Linked DNA regions of Homo sapiens: all the other regions are linked to region 5. The links are chromatin contacts, found by Hi-C or POLR2A ChIA-PET in ENCODE. All regions are on one chromosome and are shown on one strand. The core of a region is the stretch at or near the end of the contact, and the rest is flanking DNA. Distances in the headings are between cores, read along the strand shown.

Evidence for each region. Hi-C counts contacts between places; a loop is a spot of excess contacts on that map. ChIA-PET counts read pairs that join two places held with the same protein, here RNA polymerase II (POLR2A). Pooled maps may share reads with other maps.
Region 1: a loop to region 5 is called in a pooled map, with 5 times the contacts of the local background. The contact joins the promoter of SCYL1 here to the promoter of SYVN1 in region 5. A Hi-C loop is called at or near these places in 12 of 50 pooled maps. POLR2A ChIA-PET finds 5 or more read pairs at or near these places in 5 of 52 experiments (CD4-positive, alpha-beta memory T cell, OCI-LY7, PC-9 and 2 more).
Region 2: a pooled map shows a loop between it and region 5 (8-fold over the local background). The contact joins the enhancer-like site here to the promoter of SYVN1 in region 5. A Hi-C loop is called at or near these places in 1 of 168 maps with a recorded cell type or tissue (CD8-positive, alpha-beta T cell), 1 of 37 single-sample maps with no recorded cell type and 7 of 50 pooled maps. POLR2A ChIA-PET finds 5 or more read pairs at or near these places in 1 of 52 experiments (activated B cell).
Region 3: a map with no recorded cell type shows a loop between it and region 5 (8-fold over the local background). The contact joins the promoter of ZNRD2 here to the promoter of SYVN1 in region 5. A Hi-C loop is called at or near these places in 8 of 37 single-sample maps with no recorded cell type and 11 of 50 pooled maps. POLR2A ChIA-PET finds 5 or more read pairs at or near these places in 2 of 52 experiments (AG04449 and activated B cell).
Region 4: a loop to region 5 is called in a pooled map, with 4 times the contacts of the local background. The contact joins the enhancer-like site here to the promoter of SYVN1 in region 5. A Hi-C loop is called at or near these places in 3 of 50 pooled maps. POLR2A ChIA-PET finds 5 or more read pairs at or near these places in 7 of 52 experiments (A673, CD8-positive, alpha-beta memory T cell, GM12878 and 4 more).

Annotation. Positions count from the first base shown.
Region 1 is chr11:65,523,263-65,526,332 of GRCh38, reverse strand. SCYL1 (SCY1 like pseudokinase 1) reads right to left here and starts at 1,250. Exons shown (of 18, transcript NM_020680.4): 1 at 1,069-1,250; 2 at 619-759; 3 at 290-412; 4 at 1-209. The coding sequence starts at 1,179. RefSeq lists a silencer at 903-1,402.
Region 2 is chr11:64,687,203-64,690,425 of GRCh38, reverse strand. NRXN2 (neurexin 2) reads left to right here. Exons shown (of 23, transcript NM_015080.4): 5 at 1-21. Among named protein-coding and RNA genes, the nearest start is that of NRXN2, 34 kb to the left of the region's middle. RefSeq lists enhancers at 1,477-1,526, 1,666-2,586. Within about 2 kb of position 1,570, at least 25 of the 41 ENCODE cell types and tissues checked have a DNase peak (open chromatin) inside an H3K27ac peak, as active enhancers do.
Region 3 is chr11:65,568,970-65,572,039 of GRCh38, reverse strand. ZNRD2 (zinc ribbon domain containing 2) reads right to left here and starts at 1,563. Exons shown (of 4, transcript NM_006396.3): 1 at 1,530-1,563; 2 at 1,285-1,436; 3 at 1,070-1,154; 4 at 152-649. The coding sequence starts at 1,548. The coding sequence ends at 306. It overlaps ZNRD2-DT (ZNRD2 divergent transcript), which reads left to right and starts at 1,627. Exons shown (of 1, transcript NR_038923.1): 1 at 1,627-2,820. RefSeq lists enhancers at 1,246-1,475, 1,486-2,205.
Region 4 is chr11:65,406,385-65,409,711 of GRCh38, reverse strand. All of the region lies in intron 10 of FRMD8 (FERM domain containing 8), which reads right to left. Among named protein-coding and RNA genes, the nearest start is that of NEAT1, 15 kb to the left of the region's middle. Within about 2 kb of position 1,997, at least 2 of the 41 ENCODE cell types and tissues checked have a DNase peak (open chromatin) inside an H3K27ac peak, as active enhancers do.
Region 5 is chr11:65,132,651-65,136,218 of GRCh38, reverse strand. It overlaps SYVN1 (synoviolin 1), which reads left to right and starts at 1,700. Exons shown (of 16, transcript NM_172230.3): 1 at 1,700-1,763; 2 at 2,601-2,749; 3 at 2,967-3,059; 4 at 3,145-3,297; 5 at 3,439-3,487. The coding sequence starts at 2,618. RefSeq lists silencers at 1,021-1,204, 2,921-3,097 and enhancers at 1,190-1,699, 1,058-1,961, 2,250-2,319.

The DNA.
Region 1 (3,070 bases), core at 1-2,500, 390 kb before region 5:
CTGCCACTGCTGTCAGCCAACTCCGGGGGGTCATACTGCTCAAGCTCGGGGATCCCCTTGCGGGGAGGTCCCCCACCGTTGCCCTGGGCCGAATACATGTAGTCCAGGCCCCCAAGCTTCCACTCGCCAGCTCGGTCCACGAACACGGCGGCCATGCAGACATTGTTGTGGATGAGGCTGCAGTCGTTGACCAGGAAGCTGAGGGCTTTCTGGGGGCAAAAGGAGCCATCACGCCCCAGCACCTGCAACCCCCCATCCCTGCTCTCATCACCACTGCCCCCCACCTCACCACGATCTGGTGTAGCCCCCAGGAGATCTCCAGCTCCTTCAGGCCACCAGCCTCCACTCTCGCCTTGAGGTATATTCCCAACGGGGTCACAGCCTCTGTCACGACGTGGAGGCATTTTTCTGTCTGGGGAAGGGGACACAGGGTTATCAAGGGCGGAGGGGCAGAGAGGAAGGAGAGATAAGCGACTTGAAGTTGGGAGAGATGGGGAAGAGGAAACCAAATCTGGGGGTGCTGGGGCACATAGGGTGGAAACAGGGCAGGAGGGGAGACAGGAGTGGGTAACCAGGACATCGTGAGGGGCAGAGACGGGCAGGCAAGGCAGCAGGTACCTCCAGTCCATCGATGTAAGCCAGGATGTTGGGGTGCCGTAGAGTTTTGAAGCGCTTGAAGGCAGCTTTGGCCACCTGGGTCTGCTCTTCCGCGCCAGGCTTCACATCATAGACGAAGATGGACACGGGGCTGCCTGTGGCCTAGGGGAGGGCAGCGGGGCCTGAGATGGTCCCAGAGCTGTTGTGTGGCCGGAAGACAAGGGCCCGCAGCCAGGTCTCTCCCCAGGTCAGCCTTAGGGACACTTCGCCGGGCCCACGTGACCCCGGCCCTGTCCGCCTGTCGGTCCCTCGGTCCCTCCGCCCGCCACGTAGGCACTGCCCGCCCCCTCCCCGGCCTGCTACCCCTTGGTTCCGCCGCCACGTCAGGCCGGGCGCAACGCGACGGGGTCGGCGGCGCGGAATAGGCAAGGCCCAGGTCGACCGCGGCCTACGGAGCTCGGCCGCACTCACCTTCTTGCGGCCGCGGTGCAGGGCCCAGGGCCCGGGCAGGCCGCCCTCTGGGGGCTCCGGGATGAGCTCGAACGGAAAGTCCCGGACCGGGTCCCGGGCAAAGAACCACATCGTCCCCACCGCCGCCGCGGGTTCGGGCGCCTTAGCTCCGGGTCCTCCGGCCGCCCGAGCCGGGGCGGGGCGGAGAGGGGGCGGGGCCTGCGTCAGACGGGGGCGGGGCCCGGGGGCCAGGGCGGGGCCTACGTCGGGGCGGAGCAGGACGTGAATTGGGGCGGGGTGGGGCAGAACCTGAGTTGGGGCGGGAAGGGGCGGGGACAAGGGAGGGGCGGGAGAGGGGCGGGGATGGGGGGGCTAGGGAGGGGCGGGGATGGGGGGGCTAGGGAGGGGCGGGGATGGGGGGGCTAGGGAGGGGCGGGGCAGTCCGGGGCGGCGGGCGGTACTAAGATCAGTACTCCGCCGCCGGGTAAGTCACTTAAAACCCTCCAAGCCTGTGAGCCCTTTTATCTAAAGAGGCCTAAATCCTAAAGGATAATAGAGCCTGCCTTCTAGCGTACTGTAAGGATGAGAGCTTAAGAAGGGACAGAGGGATGGGGAAACCGAGGCAAAAAGGGGGAGAGGTAGAAAGACTGACAGGCATGAGAGGGTGCAGTGAGGAGTGAGGCAGAGACCCAGAGAGGGAGACTGGCCCCACGCCAGACACTCTCTCCCACCAGCAAGTGGGTGCCTCCAGGCTCCGGGGAGGAGTCGGTCCTGGTGAAGTGACCATGAGAGAAGCACGAGGAGACGCCCCAGAGAAAGAGCGTGGGTGAGAGGCAGAGAGTGAATCCAAGGTTCCAAGGAGGTCCAGAACCCCGGGGCAGGGGCGGGCACCCAGGGAATGGAGGAAGGAGAGACTGAGGAGGGAAGAAGAAGTGACCCCAGGAAAGGAGGGAGGGAGAAGGAGCAACTGGGCAGGTCTGGAAGAGGCCAAAGGGCTGGGAGGGGACCCTGCTCTCCTGGGCTCAGCTGCCCGGCTCTCAAGCCAACGGATTGCATCTCTCAGTGCCTGTGTAGACAGCCATGGAGTGGTGTTAGCTCAATCAGCACATCACACTGGTGGGGATCCAGCCCCTGAGCTGTGTAGGAGGGGCTGGACAGGCAGTGGTTCTTCTGCTGGTAGGGTCTCAGGACCCAGGCTTGGGGACAGTGCCTCAACCACAGCTATGGAGCACTGGTGAGATTCTGGGACTGGTTATGAAAAGTCTGGTTGGGATGCCTTTGGGAGATAACTCAAGGGCAGAGATGCCACAGTGAGACGGTGCTGGGTTTCAATCACGGTTCAGCCCCTCATTGGATGTGAGAACTCACACAGTTCCCTTTGGGTGCGTTAGGTCCCCCATCTATAAACTGGGGTGAGGGCCAGGCACAGTGGTTCACGCTTGTAATCTCAGCACTTTGGGAGGCCGAGGCTGGAGGATCACCTGAGGTCAGGAGTTCCAGGTCAGCCTGACCAACATGTTTGAAGGGGGCCTGCCCCTCCACACCTGTGGGTATTTCTCGTCAGGTGGAGACAAGAGACTGAGAAAAGAAATAAGACACAAAGTATAGAGAAAGAACAGTGGGCCCAGGGGACCGGCACACTCAGTATACGAGGACCTGCACCGGCGCTGGTCTCTCAGTTCCCTCAGTATTTACTGATTACTATTTTCACTATCTCTGCAAGGGGACTGCGGCAGAACAGGGTGATGGTGGGAAGAAGGTCAGCAGGAAAACATGTGAGTAAAGGAATCTGCATCATAAATAAGTTCAAGGGAAGGTACTGTGCCCGGATGTGCACGTAGGCTGGATTTATGTTTCTCTTTACCCAAACATCTCAGTGTAGCAAAGAGTAACAGAGCAGTATCACCGCTAGCATATCTCACCTCCAGCCATAGGGCAGTTTTCTCCTATCTCAGAATAGAATGACTGGTGGGCTTTACACCAAGACATTCCATTCCCAGGGACATACGGGAAACAGAGGCCT
Region 2 (3,223 bases), core at 321-2,820, 450 kb after region 5:
ATGTGCACCAGCCAACAAAAGGTCAGTGACCCCCATGGTCCCCAGAGAGCCCAGCCCTCATCCTGCTGCAGGCTAACTGTGCTTCCTGGGGGGAAGCCAAGTCAACGCAGGCACATCCCCTTGTCCTCTCTGAGGCCTGTGGGAAGTGATGGGTCTGCTCCCCGAGTGCCATTCCAAAGGCCCCATTAGCTGCCCTGATGTGAAGGGCCACAAACCTCCATTTCTTTCGCAAAGCCCAGTTGTTCTGATGACTTCTTTCTAGAACACAGGTATCTTTTTATGTGGCAGTTGTTCAGGCTGATCCCTAGGAAGTATCTGTTTCTTTGTTAAGGCAACCAGGCAGCACGGCAACCCCAATTTAACCATCAAATTCTGGAAGCCTGCTAGGTGCCCAGTCCAGGGAAATTCTGATTGGGAGCTGTGGCCAGCACAGGGCCTTTAAGCCTGCTTGGGGGCTCTAGCTCCTTTTTCTGTACTGAGGCTGCCTTTCTTAAGACAATCTCTTTCCTAAGAAGTTTACAAGCCACTATAACAAGTCCTCAAGGAACTCCAGTGGGTGCCAAGCACTGGGGCTATGGAGTCCCATTTCCATTCTTTAGTCTGCTCTTCTGTTTGCCTGGATTTCCGCCATCCTTGTCCTCTCCCCAATGACTTGGTGTGTCTCTTTCGTCTGACTCTTGAAAAAGCAGCCAGGCCATGCACACTGGAAGTCTCCTTGAACACCCCAGGTGAACCTGGTCACTTCCACACTTTGTCCACACTTCCACTAGAAGGCTCATCACACTGTATCATAACTGTCACTTTACCTGTTTGCTTCCCCAACTAGACCAAGCTCCTTGAGGCCAGGGATTGGATATTTTTGTTCCTATGCCCCCGGTGCTTCACACAGCTCTTGGCACATAAGTAGCTGTGTGCTCAGCAAATTTATTTTATATGAGCCAATGGGCTCTGTTACTAAGGGGCTGATTGATGTTCTAACACCTACAATAAAGTGTGGTCCATGCAAAGTACATGAAAAGTGCAGACTCTTTTCAGAGGAGTTAATTTATTCATTGAGGCCAGGCACGGTGGCTCATGCCTGTAATCCCAGCACTATGAGAGGCCGAGGTGGGAGGATCACTTGAGGCCAGGAGTTCAAAACCAGCCTGGCAACATGGTGAGACTCCATTAAAAAAAAAAAAATCATTGAGAAAGAGAGGGAGACACAGAGAGAGGCAGGACACTAGCAGAAAGTTACCAACTGGCATGAGTCGTTTATTTGTGGGATGCTTTATGGTTGAGGAAGCTGGACCCCACCCTTTCTCTTTCTGAGGTGCCCACAGCAGCCTGTGCAGTTCCTGATGATCAGCTCCATTTTCCAGACGGGGAAGCTGGGACTTAGAGCCCAGCTTTGTGACCAGCGAAGGTCACAAAGCTGGTGGTGGAGCCAGCACTAGCGCCCAGGTCTTCTTTCTCACATCACATTTCCTCTCCAGGGAGCAGTACAAGATGTTATTAGGCAGTAAGTGCCAAGTGAGCAGAACAGACAGCTGTAGAGCTCGAGAGTAGGGAGGGCGGAGGGGGGCGCTGGAGACCTTCCCAGAGGAGGTCTGGGAGCTGGGCCTGGAAAGAAGGCAGCTGCTTTGTCCCTCATGCATGGTTCTCAGAAATGCAGGACCACAACAACTAGTCTCTAGCCACATTCACTGGGGACACTTGTAGGGCTACAGACTCCCCAACTGTGGGAGATAAACGAGCATCAGCTATTATCTTCCTTTCTCGGTCCGGAGCAATTAGGGGCGGTAATTGTGCAAGCGCTGCTGGGAGTTGTAGTTCCCAGTCGCGCCAGACCGGCGAGATAGGGGAGAGCGCCCCCTGGTGCTTCAGGGCTTGTTCAGCCCAGATCTTGTTTGTGCTCTGCTGAGCCCCTCCGCCGCCCCTACAGGCTCACCCCAGTAGAATCCCTCCACCAGTCCCTTGAAGTCATGCTCCGACCTCCCCTACTCAGGTTCTCTCTCTCTCTCCTCACCATCTTCGGGTTTTCTTTCCACACTTGCTCATCTCTTTTTCTGTCCCTCTTCTCGAAGGCTTTCAGGTTCTCTTTGGCTGCTCCTCAGGCCTCTTGGCGTCTCTGGGCTGACCCAGGTCTCCGGTGGTAAAGGGACTGGAGCCCGTGGAGGCGCAGGCTCCAGAGTAGCTAGCTTTGCCACCCACCCCAGGAGACTGGAGGCAGGGCTGAGGAGTCGAGAAATGGCCTCGTTTCTCCACTTGGCCTTGGCAGCCACTGTCCAGCCCCAGACCCGCCTCTTTCCTTTTTGCTGGCCTCTTGTTCTGTCCCAATCACTTACTCACATGGTTGCCTTATTCTTTTCTTTCTTTCTGTTTGACTCTCTTTAATGATACTTTCTTTGACTGCAGTGAAGGTGAGGGAGTGGGAGGAATGGCTTCTGGGTGGGACTAGTACATGTGGCAAAACCAAGGTCAAACATTCCTTTTTCTGGTCCTTGAGCCCCCTGGTTCTCCTAGTGCCTGGGCAGCAGGCTTCGTTGCTATGGAAACAGCAAGGCCCCAGAAAGCCTTGGCTTCTGTTCCCTAGAGGTCCCTGTCCACTTTCGTTGCTGGCTCTCTTCCCATCTCCTGTACCTGTTCCCGCAGGGCTTGCTCCTTTTCTTTATCCAGATAGCCGCGCTCATCCCTTCTTGCTCCCTCACAGCCCTGAGCCGTCTTCATTTCTTGTCTGTCTCTGCGATGGTTCTCCTTTTCCTGGCTCTGCCCCACCTCCCTCCTTCCCTCCTCCTTGCCACTCTTCCCCGCCTTACCCTCTTGTCTCTGCTGGGGTCCTCACTTTTGCTTTCTGGCCCTCCCCGCTGGTACCATAAGTAGACAGAGGAAGGGATTCAGACTGTCCCGATGTTGCCCAGGCCCCCACCAGCCTTGCTGCCCTGTGGCCTCAGGAAACCGGGCCTTGCCAGCTGCAGTGAGTGCTGTGCCAGGCTCTGGGGCAGCAGCTGGTGCCTTGGCATCCGGAGGCAGTGAGGACAGAGGCTGTGGGCAGCCTGCCTAGAGAGAGAGAAGCAGGCTGTGTGTGGAGGGGAGGGGATCTGCAGAATCTGCACTCCGAAACTCCCCCCCCGCCACCACCCCACTGCCTCAACACATAGCACTGCTGCTGAGCCCTGCCTCCACCAGGGGAAGGCAAGTGCTTCCTGGTGGCCCTGGATGCACCCTGGCATTGTGCCTGTTC
Region 3 (3,070 bases), core at 314-2,813, 440 kb before region 5:
TGCCAGAGACAAGGCTAGGGTCCACCCCTCTGGCTGCTACCTTTGAAAAGGCTATGGCTTCTTCCTTAGAAAAGGGGCATCACATAGTCCTCTACCTACTCCCTCATCCTGACTGGGGAAACTGAGAAGAAACAAGCTCAACTCATCTCAGGGCGTCAAGGAGAGCAGAGTGGAGAGGTGAAGAGGCCAAAAGCTGGAAAAAGGTGAGTGGAGCTGGGGCTGGCATGCACACTTGGAACCAGGAAAAAAACAAACCACACAGAGGAACAGCTGTTTTTCTAGAGGGTTTTTCTCAGGGGCTTCTCTTAGTGCTGTAGCTGCTGCAGGCTGCGCAGGGCCTCCGCACATGCGCGGATAAGGCCACACAGCTGGATGCTAGTCTCCAGGGAGGTGCTAGAGCCCAGTTCAGCAGAGGCCCAGGTCAGCTTCTGCAAGAGGGCTGTCTGTGTGCAGGCCATGACATCTGTATTTGGAGGCACAGCAGGAGCAGGTGGCCCCTGGGCTGCCTTGAGTCCTGCTGCAGCTCCCTCACAGTGCTCCGGACGAGGTACTGGGGGCTGGGGCGCAGGTCGAGAGCCCAGGGGGAGCTCTGAGGCTGAGGCCAGCTGGTGCTCCCGAGCTTGGGAGAGGGCAGCCTGGGCATTCAGAGCTAAAAAGAGGAGAAAGTGGGTGGAATGGTCAGGATGCCTGGCCCACCTCAGCCCTGAGCCATCTCCTTTTCTGCTCTGCTCTTTCTGTGCTTGAGGTGTTTTCCCTGTCCCTCTATAAGGCAACTCATCCACTTTCTACTTTGTATCACATTTATGCCCTAGCTTCAATTCTCCATCAGTACTGGGCCTGGTTGAGCTCAGACTCTCGCGCAGTGGCTGGCACACAGGAGGTGCTTGGTGCTCTTATTGAGTTAAGGGTCCTCTTTAGAGCCTAAAGGAGAAATAATTTTACTTCTACCCCACCCAGAGACTCCACTGTCACCTCTCAGCCCTACTGTTCTCGGGCCTCTATCACCACTTAACCACGCTTCCCCCCTAAGCATATCCGGCCCCTCTCCCGGATTATTTTTTACTCTTACCGGGATTATCTTTATCCACGTCTGAGTCGAGTTCCTGACAAGCCACGCAGTAGATTTTCCGCTGTTTGTCTTGGAGGAGGATCGTCTACGGACCAAAAAGCACACGGGGCCGGAATGAGACGCCGGCAATGGGGTCCAGAGGGGAGGGCCGGGGAAGGGCTGAGTGGCCTGGCCCGCGGACCCATCCCCGGTCACTCGCCCGAGTCTCGCCTCACCCCGCAGTCCGCACACGTCTCGCCCAGCATGCGGTAACCGCGCAGCAGATAGTCGCCCATGAGCCGGGAGATGCGATCTTGCCGCTCCCGTCGCGCCTGCAGCACCTTCGTCTCCGCCTCAGTCGGGGGCTCCCAGGAGAAGTCGTCGACTTCTGGGGAAGAGAGGCATAGGGACTGGGGGTCTTGCCGGAGTGGGCTGCCTCCCGTACCTCACAGCCACAAACCCCTGCCGCCCAGGTCCTCACCAGCTCCGTTCAGGGCCATGTTGCCGTTGTCACCGCCGGGCTCACAGGAAGTGACGTCAAAGCGGAGCGCCCTCCGCTGCGGCTCCGCCCGTTCCATAGCTGCCGCGGATCAGGGCGGACGTGACGCCTTAGCGTGGTCCTCAGACCTCGCTGTGCCCGGGGTGGGGCGTGTCGGCTGCTACCGAGAACCTGCTCGGGGGACGCGTCCGTCAACCGGAATCCAGGGGACAGAAGCTTCCGACGCGCGAGGCCTCGGGAGGAGCGTCTCCTTGGTAACTCTCCTCCGGTCGCAAGACCTGGAAGTGGCCTCAGGGGGTCGCCCTTCCTGTCCGTCGTGGATGAAGGGGACCACTTGGCTTCAGAAATCCCCGCTGGCCTCCGCCTCCCCTGGGGTTTCCCTTTCGGCGCAGGCGGGGCAGCGGCGTCATCACAACCATCGCCACCCCAGTAATCACAGCGAGCGGCCCTTTGCGCACGCGTGGAGCCTTCTCAGGCCTCAGTACTTCTCACTTCGCCCGGCAAGGCTGGCCAGGAGGGGTGCATTCTCCCTTTCCGCGTATTTCAAGACCACTCCCCTTCTGCATGCTCGGTGTCCCAGTCTGTCTCCTCGCTGCCTCCCGAGGCCTGGAACTGAAGCAAAGTTCGCCCCGAAGCCGACCGTTCTTTGAAGTTGAAATCCTCAAAAAGCCTGCAGACTGAATAGCGCTGTACTGGGCACGCGCATTGCGCTTCCAGCCGCCCTTGGGTGCTGCGTGCTGGGCCGGGTCGGGTTGGGGCCTTCCTACATACTCTTGCGACCATTAGGCTCTTCTTGGGTGAGTTGCAAGTTAAAATTACCAGGGCTCTCTGAACATGGACCTTGGTGCTTTTTTTCTCTCTCCCTCTTCCGTGTTCTTTTTCAAACGCATCTTCTCCCTTATTAGATTCAGAGAAGCCAGACAGGGCAGGCAGGGGTCCTCAGATGTGCAGTCTGCAGGGCCTGAGGTTGTACACCAGGGCAGTGGAAAAGCAGCTAGGACTTGGACTTTCACAGTTACATCGACATTCTCCTCTTCCGGATGGCACATGCCCCCTCAATCTGACCTGAAGTCCCTTCCTCCTGGCCCCCTCTTCCTTCCACGTAGAACCCCTGGAACTGTCATTCTTGCTGCCTCCTGCTTACGTGGAGAGCCCTGTGTCCCTTTCACATCTCCATCTACCAGTCAGGCTCTTGGGCAGCAGCGTACCTGACTTAGGGCCTGTACCACAAGTCGTTTCTATCAGGCTGAATAGAGCCACCGTTTTTTGTGTGTTTGTTTGGTTTGGTTTGTATTTTTTGTAGAGATGGGGTTTCGTCATGTTGCCCAGGCTGGTCTCCAACTCCTGGACTCAAGTGATCCTCACACCTCAGCCTCCCAAAGTGCTGGGATTACAGCGAAGAGCCACAGCACCTAGCCTGAGGCTGACTAGAGGAACTGTCTCTGAACCATCTCTTGGACTCCAGCCTGTATGCACAGACCCCCAGGTTATTACCGTCTCCAGCTCCCAGCCCTACCCTGAAT
Region 4 (3,327 bases), core at 748-3,247, 270 kb before region 5:
TCACTGAAGCCGTAACCCTCTGGGCTCAGGTGATCCTCCCATCTCAGCCTCCCAACTAGCTGGGACTTCAGGCGTGAGCCACCATGCCCTGCTAATCTTTTAAATAGAGATGCGGTCTTGCTATGTTGCGCAGGCTGGTCTTGGACTCCTGGACTCAAGCAATCTGCCTGCCTCGGCCTCCCAAAGTGTTGGGATTACAGCCATCTCACCTGGCCAGATTGTTAATTTTAAAAAGTCAAGCAACAGAAGAAAAATGAGCAAAAGAAATCATCAGTAATTCAGGAAGGAAATCTAAATATGATCAAGCACGTAAAAATTTGCAATCGGCCGGGCACGGTGGCTTATTCCTGTAATCCTAGCACTTCAGGAGGCTGAGGCGGACAGATCACCTGAGGTCAGGAGTTCGAGACCAGCCTGGCCAACATGGCGAAACCCTGTCTCTACTAAAGATACAAAAATTGATCGGGCATGGTGGTGGGCGCCTGCAATCCCAGCTACTTGCGAGGCTGAGGCAGGGAGAATCACTTGAACCCGGGAGGCAGAGGTTGCAGTGAGCTGAGATCATGCCATTGCACTCCAGCCTGGGCAACAGAGCAAGACTGTCTCAAAAAAAAAAAAATTTCCAATCTCATTGTGTTCAAACACCAGCCCAGACAAGTTCCCTTTGGCTCGGAATGATTACACCCATTGTGGGTGAGGGCATGGGAGGCAGACACCATCTTCTCTGCTGGGGAGGGTACACCTGGGCACAACTTCTCTGGAAGGTGGCAGGTATGAAAAGCCTCTTCAAAATCAGCATATCGGCCAGGCACGGTGCTCACATCTGTAATCCCAGCACTTTGGGAGGCTGAGGTGGGAGGATCATTTGATCCCAGGAGTTTTGAGACCAGCCTGGGCAACATAGTGAGACGCTGCCTTGACAAAGAATTTAAAAATTAGCCAGGAGTGGTGGCTCATGACCTTAGTCCCACCTACTCAGGAGACTGCAGAAGGACTGCTTGAGCACGGGAGGTTGAGGCTGCAGTGAGCCTTGACTAGGCCATTGCACTCCAGTCTAGGCACTAGAGTGAAATCCTATTTAAAAAAAAAAATCTGCACACTTTTACATTAGCAAGGCCATTTCTAGGAAAGTATCCTGAGGAAACATTTCAGATTCTAAGGAAGGACTTTCCTGTAGGTGTGCTGTTTAGAAGAGCTGAACGCTGAAAACTGTAATGCCCACAAGCAGAGGACTGGGTCAAAATGAGCGTGCTAAAACCATGCCAAGGAATGCCACACAGTGGTCCAAATTACATTGTAGAAAAAGTTTGCTTTTTCTGATTATAAAACTTATTCTAGGGCTGGGCGCGGTGGCTCACGACTGTAATCCCAGCACTTTGGGAGGCCAAGGCGGGCGGATCACCTGAGGTCGGGAGTTGGAGACCAGCCTGACCAACATGGAGAAACTCCGTCTCTACTAAAAATACAAAATTAGCTGGGCGTGGTGGTGCAAGCCTGTAATCCCAGATACTTGGGAGCCTGAGGCAGGAGAATCGCTTGAACCCGGGAGGTGGAGGTTGCGGTGAGCCGATATCGCACCATTTCACTCCAGCCTGGGCAACAAGAGTGAAACTCCGTCTCCAAAAAAAAAAAAAAGAAAAAACAATTATTCTAAAAATTACAAGACTATAAAAATGACATGTTCATTGTAACAGATTTACGTGCTCCAAGAAGTACAAAGAAAAAGTCAAAGCTACAGCCGCTGACGGCCACAGCTGGGCCCGCCCTCCTCATGCGCATGGCTGCACACATGCTGTCCTGTTACTCATTTCCTTTTTTTTTTTTTTTTGAGACAGAGTCTCGCTCTGTCGCCCAGGCTGGAGTGCAGTGGCGCGATCTCCGCTCACTGCAAGCTCCGCCTCCCAGGTTCACGCCATTCTCCCGAGTAGCTGGGACTACAGGCACCCACCACCACGTCTGGCTAATTTTTTTTCTTTTTGTATTTTTAGTAGAGACAGGGTTTCACCTGTTAGCCAGGATGGTCTCGATCTCCTGACCTCGTGATCTGCCCACCTTGGCCTCCCAAAGTGCTGGGATTACAGGCGTGAGCCACCACGCCTGGCCATTTCTTTTTACTGAATATTATTTTGTGAACATCTTGCCATGTAAAATGTAGATCTCTGGCCGGGTGCGGTGGCTCACACTGTAATCCCAGCACTTTGGTAGTCCAAGGTGAGCAGATCACTTGAGGTCAGGAGTTTGAGACCAGCCTGGCCAACATGGCGAAACCCCGTCTCTACTAAATATACAAAACTTAGTTGGGCGTGGTAGCTCACCCCTGTAATCCCAGCTACTAGGGAGGCTGAGGCAGGAGAATCGCTTGAACCCAGGGTGCGGAGGTTGCAGTGAGCCAAGATCACACCATTGCACTCCAGCCTGGGTGACAGAGCGAGACTCTGTCTCTAAATAAATAAATAAATAAATAAATAAATAAATAAATAAATGTAGATCTTTGTTACTGCATTAAAAAACTTTTTATCATGGAATAATTCTAGATTTCTAGGAAAGCTGTAAAGGTGTAGAGAGTTCCAGAATACCGCCACAACTTCTCCCGATGACAGCATGTTCTGTCACCACATCAGAGCTAAGGAATGAACACTGACACAGTATCTGTTAACTAAAATTCTTTTGGACTTCAATAGTTTTTCCACAAATGTCCTCTCTTCCAGGATCTGACACAAGATGCATTTAGGGTATTCCTTTTTATTATTTATTTATTTATTTATTTATTTGAGACGGAGTTTCGTTCTTGTTGCCCAGGCTGGAGTGCAGTGGCGTGATTTTGGCTCACTGCAACCTCCACCTCCTGGGTACAAGCGATTCTCCTGCTTTCAGCCTCCCAAGTAGCTGGGACTACAGGCGACCACCACCACATCCAGCTAATTTTGTATTTTTAGTAGAGAAGAGTTTTCTCCATGTTGGTCAGACTGGTCTCGAACTCCCGACCTCAGGTGATCCACCCGCCTTGGTCTCCCAATGTGCTAGGATTACAGGCGTGAGCCACTGCGCCCGGCCAGGGTATTCCTTTTTAAAAACAGGGTCTCGGGCTTGGTGTGATGTTTCACGCCTGTAATCCCAGCACTTTGGGAGGCCAAGGCAGGTGGATCACGAGGACAGGAAATTGAGACCATCCTGGCTAACACGGTGAAACCCCATCTCTACTAAAAACAAAAAATTAGGGCCGGGTGCAGTGGCTCACACCTGTAATCCCAGCACTTTGGGAGGCCAAGGCGGATGGACCACAAGGTCAGGAGATCGAGACCATCCTGGCTAACACGGTGAAACCCC
Region 5 (3,568 bases), core at 451-2,950:
GGGCTGGACTGGAGCAGAGGAAATCATGCAGGAAAAGTAAAGAGAAGGACATCAGGTAAAGAGAAGAGGACACATGCATAGCCAGAGAGAAAAGAGGAGCAGAGGCATGTGGATCACAGAAGCTTAGGGAGGAGACTTTCAAGAAGGGGAGAGAGGTTGAGTCAAGCAAGGGCTGAAAGCCAACCATTGGATGCAGTCACTAGAAAGTTACAGATAGGCAAGGTGTTGTGGCTCACGCCTGTAATCCCAACACCTTGTGGGGCTGAGGTGGGAGGATCGCTTGAGCCCGGGAGGTCGAGGCTGCAATGAGCCCTGATGGCGCCAATGCACTCCAGCCTGGGCGACAGAGCAAGACCCTGTCGCAAAAATTAATAAATAAATAAATAAAAAGAAAAGGGGGAAAAAAAGTTATACGTGGCCTTACGGGGAAGCCAACTCTGACTGGTTATAAGCTGAAACTGTCAAGTCAACAGGTGGCAGGGAAGATGGCTGAGACCAACAGCACAGAGATTTAGAGGCAGACAGACCTGGCGCCAATCCTAGGACAGGTTTTGGTAAGCCTTTGAATTTCAATTGCCCCACGTTTCGGGGGAGGGGGTAGCACCCCCTAGCTCATAAACCTTAGTGATTGATGATTAAATGAGATGACGGAGGAAAACGCAAGGCACAAAGTGGATGCATTAGCTCCATTTTGTTAATCAGCAGGCTTAGTTGGCTGCGACCCAGACACGAACTAAAATACAGTGCAGCCCAGGACCAGTGGGGGTCTTGCTTATGGCTCAGAGCTGAACAACACATGGGCAGCAAAATCAGACACTGAGATGCGGGCAGGCCTGCGACGCTGAAGTCAATTCCTTTGAACAAACAGAACACTTCCGTCCCAAGATTAGCAGGAATTAATCTCCCAGTCTCGGGTACACCTGGTTGTCCCTCCCTGTCCTGGCGCGGCAAACGTTCCCGGAGGCCAGCCAGGGATCACTCGCCCAAGGACTGAGCTTTCCCTACTCTCAGCCAACTGGAGCGGGACCAGGGCCTAGGCAACGCAGCTGTCCGCCCCTAACAACCACTCACCTGCTTTCCCCTTTCTATAGGCCAGCAAAGGTACATTCTTTTTCTTATTGGGCCGCGTAACTTATCGCAACCAATCAGTGGCAGCCACGGGACCCAACTCACTCCCACACAACTTGTGGGGGTGATCATGGAGAAGACAAATTTTTGTTTTCCGCATCCAGTTCTCTCAGAGAGCACCGTATTTGTCAAACTGTTGTGACTCTCCCTAAATGTTTAAGAAAACATTTCATTCCCCTCAGGCTTGTATAGTCTGTCCCTGGCCTACTCCCCGCTCCAGGTGGTACAGCCCGCAAGCGGCTCCCCTTCCCAGCTGCTCGCGGGGCCGAGTCCCCCAGTCCGAGGAGGCCACTCAGCGCAGGAGCCATACCATCTGTGACTAATAAATAATAGGGGGACCTCCGACTCCCCCCTGTTGCCTTATTACCTTCCGACCACCTCTCGGACCTCTTGCCCAGCCCTTCCCCGTAGACATCACCCCAGATACGGTGGTGACACCATTGCTATGGGCCCACGTAGGGCGCAGTGCGAGCCAGGGCAGGACGCACTTGGTACGACCCACGCCGCGCCCCGCGCCGCCGGAAGTGAGGTGTCTGACCCCCGAAGTTCCGGTTCGCAGGGGGTGGGGAGTGTTGTTAACCGGAGGGGCAGCCGCAGTCGCGCGGATTGAGCGGGCTCGCGGCGCTGGGTTCCTGGTGAGTGGGGCGAAGTCTGGCCCGAGTTGTGGTTGGGGTCGGGACCCGAACCTTCCCCTTGAGGTCTCCGGAGTCGGCACGCCCCTCAGCCCCGCCGCACGCTTTCGGCCTGTCAGCTGGCCGGAGACCTCAGACGCCGGTGCGGCCGCTTTGCTCAAGCCTGGGCCCTGCCTGCGACGCCCGCAACTCCTGGTGCTCACAGGTGCGCGGCCGCGAGGGCGACCCGGCTCCTCCCGTCCCGCTGCTGCTCTCTCCCGTCCCGCTGTTTTTGTGGTGCTCTGAGTTGACACTACTCCGGGGGTCGGGGGACCCCAGGATTCCAGGCTGACGTTCCCCGCCCGCTCCCGCAGGGCGGGCGTCCGAACTGCCCACCCTAACACAGCTGTCACCGGCGCTGTCGCCTGCCCAGCCTGCTATCCTCTGTGCCTTGGCTGCTCTCAGCCCTGGCTGCGCATTCCCGCCCCTGGAGCAGATTTCTGCTGTTGCCTCCCACCCCATCTTCTCCACCGGAGGGTCAGCGGTGCAGCTCCCCCTCCTCCAACATTGCAGCTTTTCCTCATCACCTCCCTAGAGGAGGCGGCTTGGCAGGCAGCGTGGAAAGAGCCCTAGATTTGAAGCAAGACTGACCCAGGTTCCAGGCCTTGCGTCAGTGTGATCACTTAACCCCTTCGAGTCTAATTTGTAAAATGGGGTAGCGTAAGCTATTCTTTGTCTGATGATTTCGAGGGCGAAATGTGATTTCCCCCCCACTTTCTCCTATGAATTGAGGCTGTGCCAGGCACCGGGCTATTTTGCACAGCACGAGCATCACATAAGTTATTTTCTTGCCCCATGCAGGTCTCCGGGCCAGGGCAATGTTCCGCACGGCAGTGATGATGGCGGCCAGCCTGGCGCTGACCGGGGCTGTGGTGGCTCACGCCTACTACCTCAAACACCAGTTCTACCCCACTGTGGTGTACCTGACCAAGTCCAGCCCCAGCATGGCAGTGAGTTCAGGGCTCAGGGAGGGAGGAACTCCCTGGGAGGGAAGGAGGAGTCTGCCTGGGCAAGGGGCGGGGCTAGAGGTCAGGTAAGTAGGGAAGTAGCCGCCAGCTGCCTAACTTTGAATAAACTGTGATGAGGATGTGGAGGATCCTGCATGATGAGTCCCAAGGAGAGGAAAGCAGAAAGTGACCTCAAACCACAGCCTCTCCCCACTCCTAGGTCCTGTACATCCAGGCCTTTGTCCTTGTCTTCCTTCTGGGCAAGGTGATGGGCAAGGTGTTCTTTGGGCAACTGAGGGCAGCAGAGATGGAGGTAAGATGTCGGCTGCCCCAAAGGTGAGGGCAGGGTGCTGGGAAAGAATGTTTGGTATCCACATTATTCCCTGCCTGGCCCCCAGCACCTTCTGGAACGTTCCTGGTACGCCGTCACAGAGACTTGTCTGGCCTTCACCGTTTTTCGGGATGACTTCAGCCCCCGCTTTGTTGCACTCTTCACTCTTCTTCTCTTCCTCAAATGTTTCCACTGGCTGGCTGAGGACCGTGTGGACTTTGTGAGTCAAGGCAGGGAGTTCTGGAGCAGGTGGAAGCCAGGGAGTAGCCAGCGGGCAGGCTTAAGGAGCAGGGAGGGCTAGGTTGAGGGTGTGGGGTGAGCCCCAGGCCTCCTGACAGGCCTCTTCTGTGCTCTGCCTCAGATGGAACGCAGCCCCAACATCTCCTGGCTCTTTCACTGCCGCATTGTCTGTGAGTGAGATTCAGGGGAGGGGAAGGGAGGACTGGAACGTGAACCGTGGACCTGTACTCCAGAGCACAGGCTACCCCCCA